Linked DNA regions of Homo sapiens: region 2 is linked to region 1. The links are chromatin loops, found by intact Hi-C in ENCODE. Cell type or tissue: psoas muscle. All regions are shown on one strand. Links, peaks and the distances in the headings refer to the core of each region. The heading gives the core; the rest is flanking DNA.

Region 1 (5,369 bases), core at 313-5,312:
TCAAACTTCTACAGATCCTCAGGGACCCAGGGATGAGGCCACCACAGCCCCTGCTCCCAAATACCAAGAACTAGTCATGGCTTGTGGGCAGTAGGTGGTCTAAGCAGAGACCTGAGTACACCCACTCCATGCTGCTCTGCCTGTAGAGGCTTGGGCAAACCTAGGCCCACTACCTAACGGGCTGCAAACCAGCCAAGGGCCCAGAGAAAGCCTGGGTGCCCAAGCAGGAGGTTCCTCTCTAGAGGAGACCATGCCAGGGCCAAGCCCCATCCCAACATCCTTCCACAAAAGGACCGCTCATTTTCCCCAGGGTGGTCTCTTGCGATGCGCAACTGATGTTACTAGTGACACGGTGGCTCTGGGTTGACAAGAGGCTTTGGATTCATACCACAAAAGTGCTCTGATACCAGCAGCAAAGGACACCCAAAACACTCCTCTGTGTAAATGCCGTGTAAATGCTCACTTCAGGACAGTGGGAGAGTAGGTTGGCTAGATCAGGTGGGACAGCACCACTGTACCCCAATCAACCCTTTTAGTCTCAAAACACCCAGTACAGGGTACAGGCCTGCCCTGATAGCTGCAACTACTTAAAACCCTCCGGCCGGGCATGGTGACTCACGCCTGTAATCCCAGCACTTTGGGAGGCCGAGGTGGGAGGACTGCTTGAGCTCAGGAGTTCAAGACCAGCCTGGGAAATACAGTGAGACCCCAACCCCATCTCTGAAAGAGAAAAAAAAAAAGACAAAACCCTCCATGACAATGTATCAGGCCAGGCGGGGGTGCAGGGCTGCACTAAAGACCATCGGACAGAGAGCTTGGGACTCTATGAGTTCTAAGCCCTGCTGACAGCCAGCCAAAGAGACCACCTCTCCCAGGGAGCCTGAAGAGTAAATGACTAGAGTCACCGAAGTGCAAGGAACCGAGCGTGAGCCTGTCAACAGAATGCCAGACTCAAAGGCCCTGAGGTGGAGACTCAGACCCATAGCTTTCTAGCTGTGTGACTGTGGGCTGCATGCTCCGCATCTGTGAAATGGAGGGTAGACCTACTTTGCTGGCCACCCAGGCCTGTCACTGGATAATGGACCTGCACGTGCTGTAAGGCACGAAGCACATTACAGGTTCTGGGATGGGGGCTGCTGCTCAGATGCCTGAACAGTCTTAACGTGGGCTCAGAGCATATGGAGCTAACCCACCACCACAGGGATTGGCACTCCCAGGGCTCCACCAGCCCAAATCCTTGCTGAATTGAGAAATCAGAACTGCTCTCTGCAGTGATAGGCCAGAGCCAAGAAACTCCTTACCTAGGAGAGTCAGCCAGCGCAAGACAAATGGCTCCAGCTGCCTCCATAGCCCAAAGCCCCAAGTGGGCTTCAACTCCAACAACCCTAGCAGGAACAGGAAGTGCCCTCATAGAGCACAACTATGGACGGCTGGATGCAGGCAGGCTGGGGCTTGCTAGCCACACACTGCAGTATCATTAACCAAATCCTCTCACAAGAGCCCATCAGCGTCCAACACCCGAAGGCCATTCTGGAAGTGCCTGATGCCCATCCAGAGTCACTAGGGGAGACACTGCACGTCACTGTGTCCGTAGGTTTCCCTTGGGTTTCCTAGGGATCAGGGACAGAAAGCGGATCAGGCATCTGTTGCCAGAGTACTGGGAGCCCTTCCTGGGGAATGAGCCTCCAAAGAGATTCCACTGCACCTATGGGGGTGGGGGAGCCACTTGGGTAGAGGGTTTCCCCCTAGTTTCAGCTAAAGGTTTTCTGGGGAGCCCCAAGACCAGAGCAGACCTGGCCATGTCCTCCCGTCAGCAGAGGATGAGAGGTATGTTCCCCCTACCCAGGGAGCTCAGATCAACCTGGCTCACTGCACCCCTAAGGGTCAGCCTAGAGGCTATGGGATGACTCCGCTATCCTGTGAACACCCACCACTGGCCACGGCATTGAGCAGGGAGCTCAGGGGGAACCGGCTGTGTTTATGGGGTACTCCAAATCCTGCTAAGCCTCCAATCTACACTAGGGGTGGCTTAGGGATGAGACACTGCAGGCCCACTGAGAGGCTGTCATAAGAGGCAAGGCCAGAAGCACAAGCAGACTGCAATCTCCCAGCAGGGCCTGTCAGCCCACACACTCAGCTCCACTCAGGACTCAGCCCCTGGAGCTCATCTGAGTCCATCCACACCTCCCCAACCCTGCCATCATGGAGATCCGCCCCTGCCCTCTGCCAAGCCTGCTCCCTCCAGGTCCCCAGCTCCCTCTCCCCAGTACCCACCGCTCTCCTCGGCTGCTCTGCATTGCTCCACCTCCTGACAACCCTCTTCACAAGACCCCACTCTCCTTCACTCCCCAGCCTCTGCCCTCCTCAGCTCTCCCATGCTTGGAGACGGGGTTCATACCTCTCACTCTGGCTGCTTTGTGGACCTTTATCTTCTGTGGCCCCTCAATTATAGGGGCTCAGAATGTGACCTCAGCCATTCTCACATCCCAGATCCCTGGGTCCAGCTGGCCCCTCCACCCCAACAGGGTCAGCTTCTCTGCTTCTACTCAACCTCTGCAACCCATCCCCCACTCTGATGCCAGCCCCTACTTTGATACCAGGCACAGCTGGACACCTACCCATCACTGGGACACATGGGGCACACCAGCCCCCAACCCCAGCAGGCTCTGGACACCGCTATCCTCTCAGATGTCCTTCTTCCCTTCATACCTTAAATGACGAGGCTAGTCCTAGCACTGCCAATCAGGCCACATCTTTGGGACCCCGAGCCAGAGATGGCATCCAAGGCCCTTCCCAAGGGGTACCTGCTGTTATACCCATGAACACCAGGCCCAGGCTCCTGATCCATCAGAGATGGGTCTGGACCCTCCCAGGGTCACCTAGACATCCTCTCTGCCCAGTGTCAGGACTTATGTAGCACAAACCACATACCTAGCCCTGTGTTATAACCCTTTTGTGGCTTTTCCCATCAGAGCCTCACAAAGCCATGAGGAAGGCCTATTGCCACCCCCTTTACAGAAAGGAACCACAGCATGTGCTCCTGACCACTGTCCTGCCTCGTCGCCTTCCACTCCCATCTCTCCCTGTCCAAGTCCTCCCTCCTCTGCACCTGCCCACGTTCCCCAGGCAGCTGGGCAGATGTGCCCCATCCCCAAGCCCCAGCCCTTCACTCAGGCCTGGCCCAGAGCAGAAGGCTGAAGGAAGGATAGGAAAGATATGGGCTCCAAGTGGAGGCAAGCCCCACTGCTCTTCTGTTCCAGAAGCCTCTGTCTGAAAGAGCATTGGTAACAAACCTCAGGGCTTCCTATGGAGGGGGGTGGGGTGGGGGAACAGGTTCTTGTGGCTGGCCCCTGCCACCTGGTGGTGCTGTAGGGTACTACAGGCCTTAACCAACCAGGTTGGCCTCACCAGCCCAGACAGGACCAAGACAGTGTCATTGTCATCATCACTAACATTGTACCTCCTTCCCCCCATTTTGTGCCAGCCACCCTCTCAATTCTTGATATGAAACAACTCATTAAACCTCCCAACACCTCCTGTGAGACAGGCCCCATCATTGTCCCAGAGGCCCCACAGAGTCAAATGACCTGCCCAATATCACACAGCCAGGAATGCTTTAAAAGCCAGCTGCAGAGCCCACTCTCCACCATGTGCTGTTCAAGATTAGGATCTTCTCCCCATTCTGGGAAGGTGTGCTCACCTCTGTTACCCCAAAGAAAGTGCTGTACTTGAACACCAGGAGTCAGCTAGGAAGGGTGTGTGTGTGTCAGGGGTGGGTGGGGTCGGAACCCCACACCTGTGTCCAGCCATGTCCTTCCCATTTCAGGTGTGGCTTAAGGAAGCGAGCCCAAGAACTTTAAGCTTAGTCCCAGGTTAACAACCACGGTTCTTCAAACAACTCCAGCTCTGCCTCCTTCCTGGTCTCGGCCCTGGTCCAGTCTTGCTCATCTCTGTTTTGCCAGCTACACAATTCCCAGTTTCTCCAATGACCCCTCACCAGCTCCCTTCCCTGAGCCCATCCCTGGAACTGGGGCGCCTCATGGCCCTGCCCACTCATACTTGCTCTCAGGCCAGTTCCCTACCCAGTACTCTCAGCGAACTCATCCTGGGCATGTCTAAGTCTGCCCTCGCCCTCCAACTCCCACCTGGAGCCTGACATGAGCCCATGCCCACTGCCCGCCACCCTGCCTTCCAAGGGCTACCATCCTGGGCCTGGCCCCTAGCTAAGTCAACCCTCCCTATGACTCTACATCTGCGGAGGACACTGTAAGACCAGAGGTGGCCACGGTCCCACCAATGCTGGCCTCTACTGACAGCCCTGTTCCCTTTACCACAGGTCAAGGGCTGTCACCTTGGCCCTGGAGGGCAGAGCCTCCATCACCAGGAAAGGCAAGTGGCATGCCCCTGAGAAGTGGTCCTCAAGGGAAGCCCTGACCAGAGCCCCAGTGAGGACTCCCCATCTGGCCCTGCAGTATGTGTGAGATTCTGCCACTTCGGAGGTGAGCATTGACTGGCTCAGTGGAAGCCAGGTAGCACCAGGCTCCATCTCCTGGCCAAGGTTCCAAGCCAGGCCAGCCATGCCACAGACTCCCACCCCTGGAATCCCAACAAACCCAGGACACCTTCCTGCCCAAGGCCATCTCAGACCCATTTAAGCACTACAGCACAGGACAACATCCAACACCATCACAGTCCCACCAGGGCTGCCCTTGGGCCCAGGAGGCTGTTCACCACTCACACTGATAATGCTGCAGCAGCCGGTGAGTCCGCACGTCCCACACCTTCACTGTGTTGTCCATGCCGGCAGCGGCAATGCACGTCCCACTGGGGTGGAAGTCCACATAGGTGACAAAGCTGGAAAGACAGGGGCCACTATGCACTATAGGAGGTCTGCCCTGGTTCAGGACGGACCCAGAAACATTTGGTGCTTTCCCCATCCCTGTGTCCTGCCCACGCTGTTCCCTTGACCCAGACACCTCCTTTCTGTCACACTTGTTTACCAGGTGGCCAAGGGAGAGCAAGAAGAAGTAAAAGGTGAGAACAGTGGCCAGCAACAAACTAAGGTGGACTGACCAGGGAGCACATCCCACCGCCAATTTTCAATACAAGTTGAGAGAGCTATCTTCAAACCCAAAAGTTAGCCAGGCTCCCCTGGGATTTTCAAAGTTGGAGCTGGTACCCTTCCCAGGGGTGGCTGCAGGGCAGATCCTGCCAGCTGAGGCACAGGTGGGAAGGTCCAGCAGGACTACAGGGCCATTGGCCCACCCCTTTCTAGGAGACAGGCCAAGGACCCTCACCACACCCATATGTGATACCCAGGCTGGTACCATGTCCACCTCTCAAGGAGAAGCCCTTGTGGCTCCCAGCCC
Region 2 (5,369 bases), core at 289-5,288, 140 kb before region 1:
GGACGATGGTCATGCAGTACCACTGGGGCTGTGTTAGGGATTGGCCCAGAGTTAAATCCCAGCTGTTAGGCAAGGGGGAGTCAGTGACAAGAATGAGGAACTTTGGCTGTGACCTGAGGGGACCTGTCCAGGAGCCAAAGGGGACCATGACCTGGAGCCACTGACCTGTCATGCTTTTCTTTTCTTTTTCTTTTTTTTTGAGACAGAGTTTTGCTGTTGTTGCCCAGGCTGGAGTGCAATGACACGATCTCAGTTCACTGCAACCTCCGCCTCCCCAGTTCAAGCGATTCTCCTGGCTCAGCCTCCTGAGTAGCTGGGATTACAGGCGCCTGCCATCACACCCAGCTAATTTTTGTATTTTTAGTAGAGATGAGTTTTCACCATGTTGGTCAGGCTGGTCTTGAACTCCTAACCTCAAGTGATCCACCCACCTTGGCCTCCCAAAATGCTGGGATTACAGGCGTGACCAACCACGCCTAGTCCCTGTCATGCTTTTCAAAGTGGGATGGATGGTAGGGTCATCCATGTCTATAAAGATAGTATTCTTTCTAGGGATAGTTTTCTTTATTTCTCCCTTCCTTCCTTTCTTCCTCCCTCCCTCCCTCCCTCCTTTCTTTCTTTTCTTCCTCCCTCCCTTTTTCACTCCTCTCTTTCATAAATGGAAACTTACACTATATGAACTCTTCTGTAACCTGATTTTATGCATTTAGTCATAATTTGTGGACATCTTTCTCTGCTCATGAAAATCTTTTGTAATCTTAATCTATTTTACATATTTTGAAACATTATTTTGAGAAGAGGTCAATAAATATCACCATATGTCAATGGAGTCTCTGGCACACACATACAAAAAGGCAAAGAACTTAACCTTTCCTCTAGGGTTGACACACTCTCACCCTCCATGAGTGAGTGGTTCTTGCTCCATCTCAAATCTGCCTGGAGGCCGGGCTCCACTTGCCTCCTCCATGGAGTAGACTTGGGCAGAGCCACTATCTGGACTCAGCAGAGCATAAGCCAGGTCTCTCTCAAATGCCTTGGGCACAAGGCAGAGAAAGATGTGAGCCTGGGTGACAAGATAGGGCTGGATGGGGCTGGATGTGATCAGCCCAACCCATGTGGCCTGCAAGGGTGTTGTCTTGACCAGGCCTTGTCCAGACCCATTACCCAATTCAAAGCCCGAGTAGGATCCCATAGTGTCTCCTCAGCAAAGTGATGGGGTTGGAGACCCCTGGGGTTGTTTTTGCAGTTCCTGTCACAGTCCCAGGAGTATATGGGGACCTGATACATGTTTGAGGAGTTAAATGTGCACATTTCACAAATCCAGGAAGATGACAGAATCAGGGTGGAGAAGCCAGCTGGCCTGGAGGGATTTCTCAGAGATAAGAGTCAGCTCTTCTCCTGGACCCAGAGCCTTGCTTGCCAAGCCTCAGTTCCCAGCGTAACGTGGGGATAAAAATAGTAATAACCTCTTGGGGCTAAACTGGATAATTTGAGTAAAGCACAGAACACTATGTTAAGTACACAGTAGGTGCTCAATCATTGTTAGTCCCATCCATGCATCTTCCCCACAAGGCCTCAGGTGAGGGAGACGGGGCTTGGGGAAAGAAAATCAGTGGCAAGTGGATGCTAAAAATAAGGACAAGATCCAAGGAACAACAAGAGAAAGCCAAGGTGGAGGAAAGTGGCGGTGCTCGCGGGGGCTGGGTCCCTTCAGCCTCTGAGGTTCCTGAGATACAGGGACTACCAGTGTTTTCAGGTAAGAGGGACTGTGAAGGTTGTCAGAACCAGGGTGTTTTATCTGGTTGTTTTACCCCCACAAGACAGAAGTGTGGAGGTGGGGTGGGCTTTGGGACTTTGGATCTGCTTAGAACTTTCTGAGGGAGGGGCTACCTGATTCTGTGTGTCCCTAGAAGACAGAGCTGTGACTGAGGACAGCAAATGCCAGCTTCGTGGACAAGGGGCATTTTTGCAATCAGAATTCCCTCCAAAATATGGGCTGCTCCCAGCAGTAGTGAGCTTCCTGATACAAGGGTTTTGCCAGCAGCGATTGAATGCCCTGGGGTTGGGGGTTTAAAAATGGGATGGAGGGGGCCAGCCATGGTGGCTTACGCCCATAATCCCAGCACTTTGGGAGGCTGAGCTGTGTGGATCACTTGAGGTCAGGAGTTCAAGACCAGCCTGGCCAACATGATGAAACCCCATCTCCACTAAGAATACAAAAAATTAAGATGGGTGTGGGGGTGGGCACCTGTAATCCCTGCTACTTGGGAGGCTGAGGCAGGAGAATCGCTTGAACCCAGGAGGCGGAGGTTGCAGTGAGTTGAGATCGCGCCATTGTCCTCCAGCCTGGGAAACAAGAGTGAAACTCTGTCTCAAAAAAAAAAAAAAAAAGTGGAATGCAGGGTTGGAAAATAGAGTTAAGTTCACTCCCCACCAGGAGCCTGGGATTCAAAGCTCCTGGTAGAAGGAAAGGGCCATGGGCTGCATGCAACGCCAGGCTGGTGCTCAGTATCTGTCAAAAGAGAGTCATTTCCAGCAGAAACTGGAAGGTGCGGCCCATTCCTCAGGTCATCGCGCGCGCGCCCCTTTCAGCCCCAGGCCTGATCTCCCTCTGGGGGCGCACCTGGCCCACCTAGCCCAGGAGTGAGCCGGGATGTGAGCCTATCGTCCGCAAGGGGGCAGAGTGGGACCGCGGATGAAGTCTGGTGCTGCAGGTGGGCTGTAGACAGGCACCCGCTCCCCTCCGGCGGGACACTCTTGCAGCCTCCCAGGCCTTTCACAGCTGCGCTTCTCAGCACGCCCCACCACCCCCACCTCCAGATTCAGTGCCTGTCTATTTTGAACAGGTTCTCTAGGCTGGGTCAGGTCTCCCTCAGCTCCAAGTTCCTGGTGGTGGTGGTGAGTTGTCTTCCCCCAGAGAGGGTTCAAGGCAGAGGAAGTAGAGCCTGTGGGCATCCCTGGGCACAGCCCCTCCTGGCCCACTTTAGACTTACCCAAGGGCGATGCCTCTTGTGGGTTAAAGGAACAGGCTTTGGCATCAGACAGACTTGGTTTTCGATTCTGACTGCCACTCACCAGCAGAGCATCTTCACCTCTTGGAGCCTGCCTGCCACAGTGGAGGCGAGTAGCACCAGGGCTGAGGAGGCAGGAAGCCTCCCAGAGCCTCGCTGTGCATTTGGGAGGCCCGCGGGTTTGATTGTGAGACCGCACAGCAGCCTTTGGAGGGGGTATGGTTTTTATCACCCCACTTCACAGGTGGGGAGATGGAGTCCTTGGGCATGACTGGCTAGAGGTCCCACAGCCAAATGGAGAGCTACTGCAGTCCAGGCACCTACCAGAATCTGGGGGGGCACGGGGTGGTTTGTACCCAATGAGGCCATGGAGGGGGCCTTGTGACAGTGACTGCCATGTGACGAGAGAAGCCCGTGGCCTTTATGGCCAACGGATGCCCAGAGTGAGGGCATCCTCTGTGCCAGCCCCTGCTTCTGCCAGACACACCTGCCACATCCAGAGCAGGCCTACAAAGGAGGTGGTAGTGTCCTTGGGTGGAGGGCAGGCTGCTGCCTGAGCAGGCCTGGGCTGGGGTCAGTTGGCCTCAGGCAGCCAAGGACTGGCCAAGTATAAATGGAAGAAAAGTCCAGCAGCACAGAAAACCGACCTGCTAGGAAGGATGGGAGGGAAGGGATAGGGTAGGTGGGTGACATGAGGGTGTTGGACAGGGCTGGATGGAAGCCCGAAGTATCTCTCCCCACTCCTGTTCCCAGCCACAAAAGGAGGCTACGGAGATTCCCTTTTAACAAAGAGCATCTGAAAAGGAAGAATGAAGCTGAGGGTTGGGAGGGACACCCCTCTCCTTTCCCTCCCCAGCAGGCTCCAATGGCCCCAGCAATGTCGTTGCCTTGGCAACCACAGCCCCCTTCTAGCTCCCTTTCTCCTTTAACCCCATCCTGCCTGGATGCACCTCTCGCCTGTACCCTCCCTCCCTCTCTTCCCAGCTCAGACTAAAGAGAGACTTGGCGGGCTGGGGAGAAAGGACTTCTCTGCTCACCAAGCAGTCCTGGGGTTAATGCCCTGGCTGCATCCCAGGACCGCCCCTTCCTAGGGATCAGATGGACAACTCTTTAAGATGGAGACAGGACAGGACGAAATGACCTTTGAAAGAATTATTCTGAATGAACAAGGGAGCTGTCTTCTCCCAAAGATTTCAAGCCCCAAGTCTCCCAGTCCTCACTCCCTCCCAGGAGACAGAGGCTGTGACCCAGGAGCCCCTGGCGGAGTTTAGGAAACAAGCGCTGGAGCAGGGGGGTTTGAAGATCATCTAGTTCCCCTCTCTAAGCCAATGGGTGGGGAAACTGAGGTCTAAGAGGAGGAGGAATTTACTCAAGGGCACACAGTGAGTATTGGAGAGTCAGGGAGGGAACCAGAGAGGCCTGAGCCGGGATGAGGGTGGAGGCTGCATTTGCTACCGTTGGCCCGAGGAGTGGCTAGGTACAGAGGGCCACAGGAGACCTGCACCCCATGGGAAGGCAGTTGCTGATGTTTCTCTCCTGAGTCCAGAGAAAGCCCCTGGCTGCCCTCACCCACTTTTGTTCCCTGAGAGGTGCCTGCCTCCCTACCATTGGTGTTCCTGGGTTTCCTAAACTTAGTGCTTCAGTAACCCCCTCCCAGGCCCCAGCGCAACATAGGCTAAGGAAGGAGAATGAGTTCTGGCCCTGTTTAGGGCGGCACACGGGACTCTAGCAAGATCAGAGAGGAGCTAGAATTCTGAGAGGGCTGGGGATTCTAAAGGTCCCATTGAGAGTGTCCCCTGAGCACGAAGGGCTTGTGGCTGCAGGCAGCAGGTTCTGGCCCAAGGGCAGCCCTTTCTTGACTGTGTCCCTGGCAAGTCACTCAACTTCTCAGAGGCTGCTAAATGGCCCAATCCCACCTCCACGTAAACAAGGTCGGCCACACAGGCTACACAAGATTCCCATGAGGCGGCAGACACAGAGCTATGGACAGGTCCTGGGAGGGGGTCCCAGCCCCAAACCTCTTGTATCTGCTGTGCCAGGGCTACTGCCATGATCACTTGGAGCACCTACGGTATGCAGAGCCGGGGAGGCTGGGAGGGGAGGAAGCTGTGGGCACAGCACCCCTAGATGTAGACCAGAGAGGGCTCCATTCAAGCCAGGCCAGCAGGCTCCAGAAACCTTCTGGGGTTGGAGGAGCGCCCTGGGAGCCTCCCTGGAAGATGAGGCAGGCCCTGTGCGATCAGGTGGAGGTGGAGAGAACACAGTGGGCTGGAGAGGGTGAAGGTTGGCATTTGCTCTCATAGCTCTCCCAGCTGATCCGGACCTCCCTGAGCTGTCGCTGCGACCCTGAAGACCCCA

Evidence for each region. Peaks named below come from ENCODE experiments on the same cell type or tissue, not always from the same donor. Only the 100,000 strongest peaks of a DNase experiment are listed, where the experiment ranks them.
Region 2: a loop joins it to region 1, with 8 times the contacts of the local background. A loop is called at or near these places in 107 of 110 quality-filtered maps.

The regions. Positions count from the first base shown.
Region 1 is chr3:52,141,108-52,146,476 of GRCh38, forward strand. It overlaps POC1A (POC1 centriolar protein A), which reads right to left. Exons shown (of 11, transcript NM_015426.5): 6 at 4,739-4,854. Among named protein-coding and RNA genes, the nearest start is that of POC1A, 11 kb to the right of the region's middle. In psoas muscle, for the core only: a CTCF peak has its summit at 3,366 (motif pointing left); a DNase peak (open chromatin) is centred at 3,344; H3K27ac peaks cover 131 bases.
Region 2 is chr3:51,999,003-52,004,371 of GRCh38, forward strand. No RefSeq gene overlaps it. Among named protein-coding and RNA genes, the nearest start is that of RPL29, 5.8 kb to the left of the region's middle. In psoas muscle, for the core only: a CTCF peak has its summit at 2,652 (motif pointing right); DNase peaks (open chromatin) are centred at 2,679 and 3,419.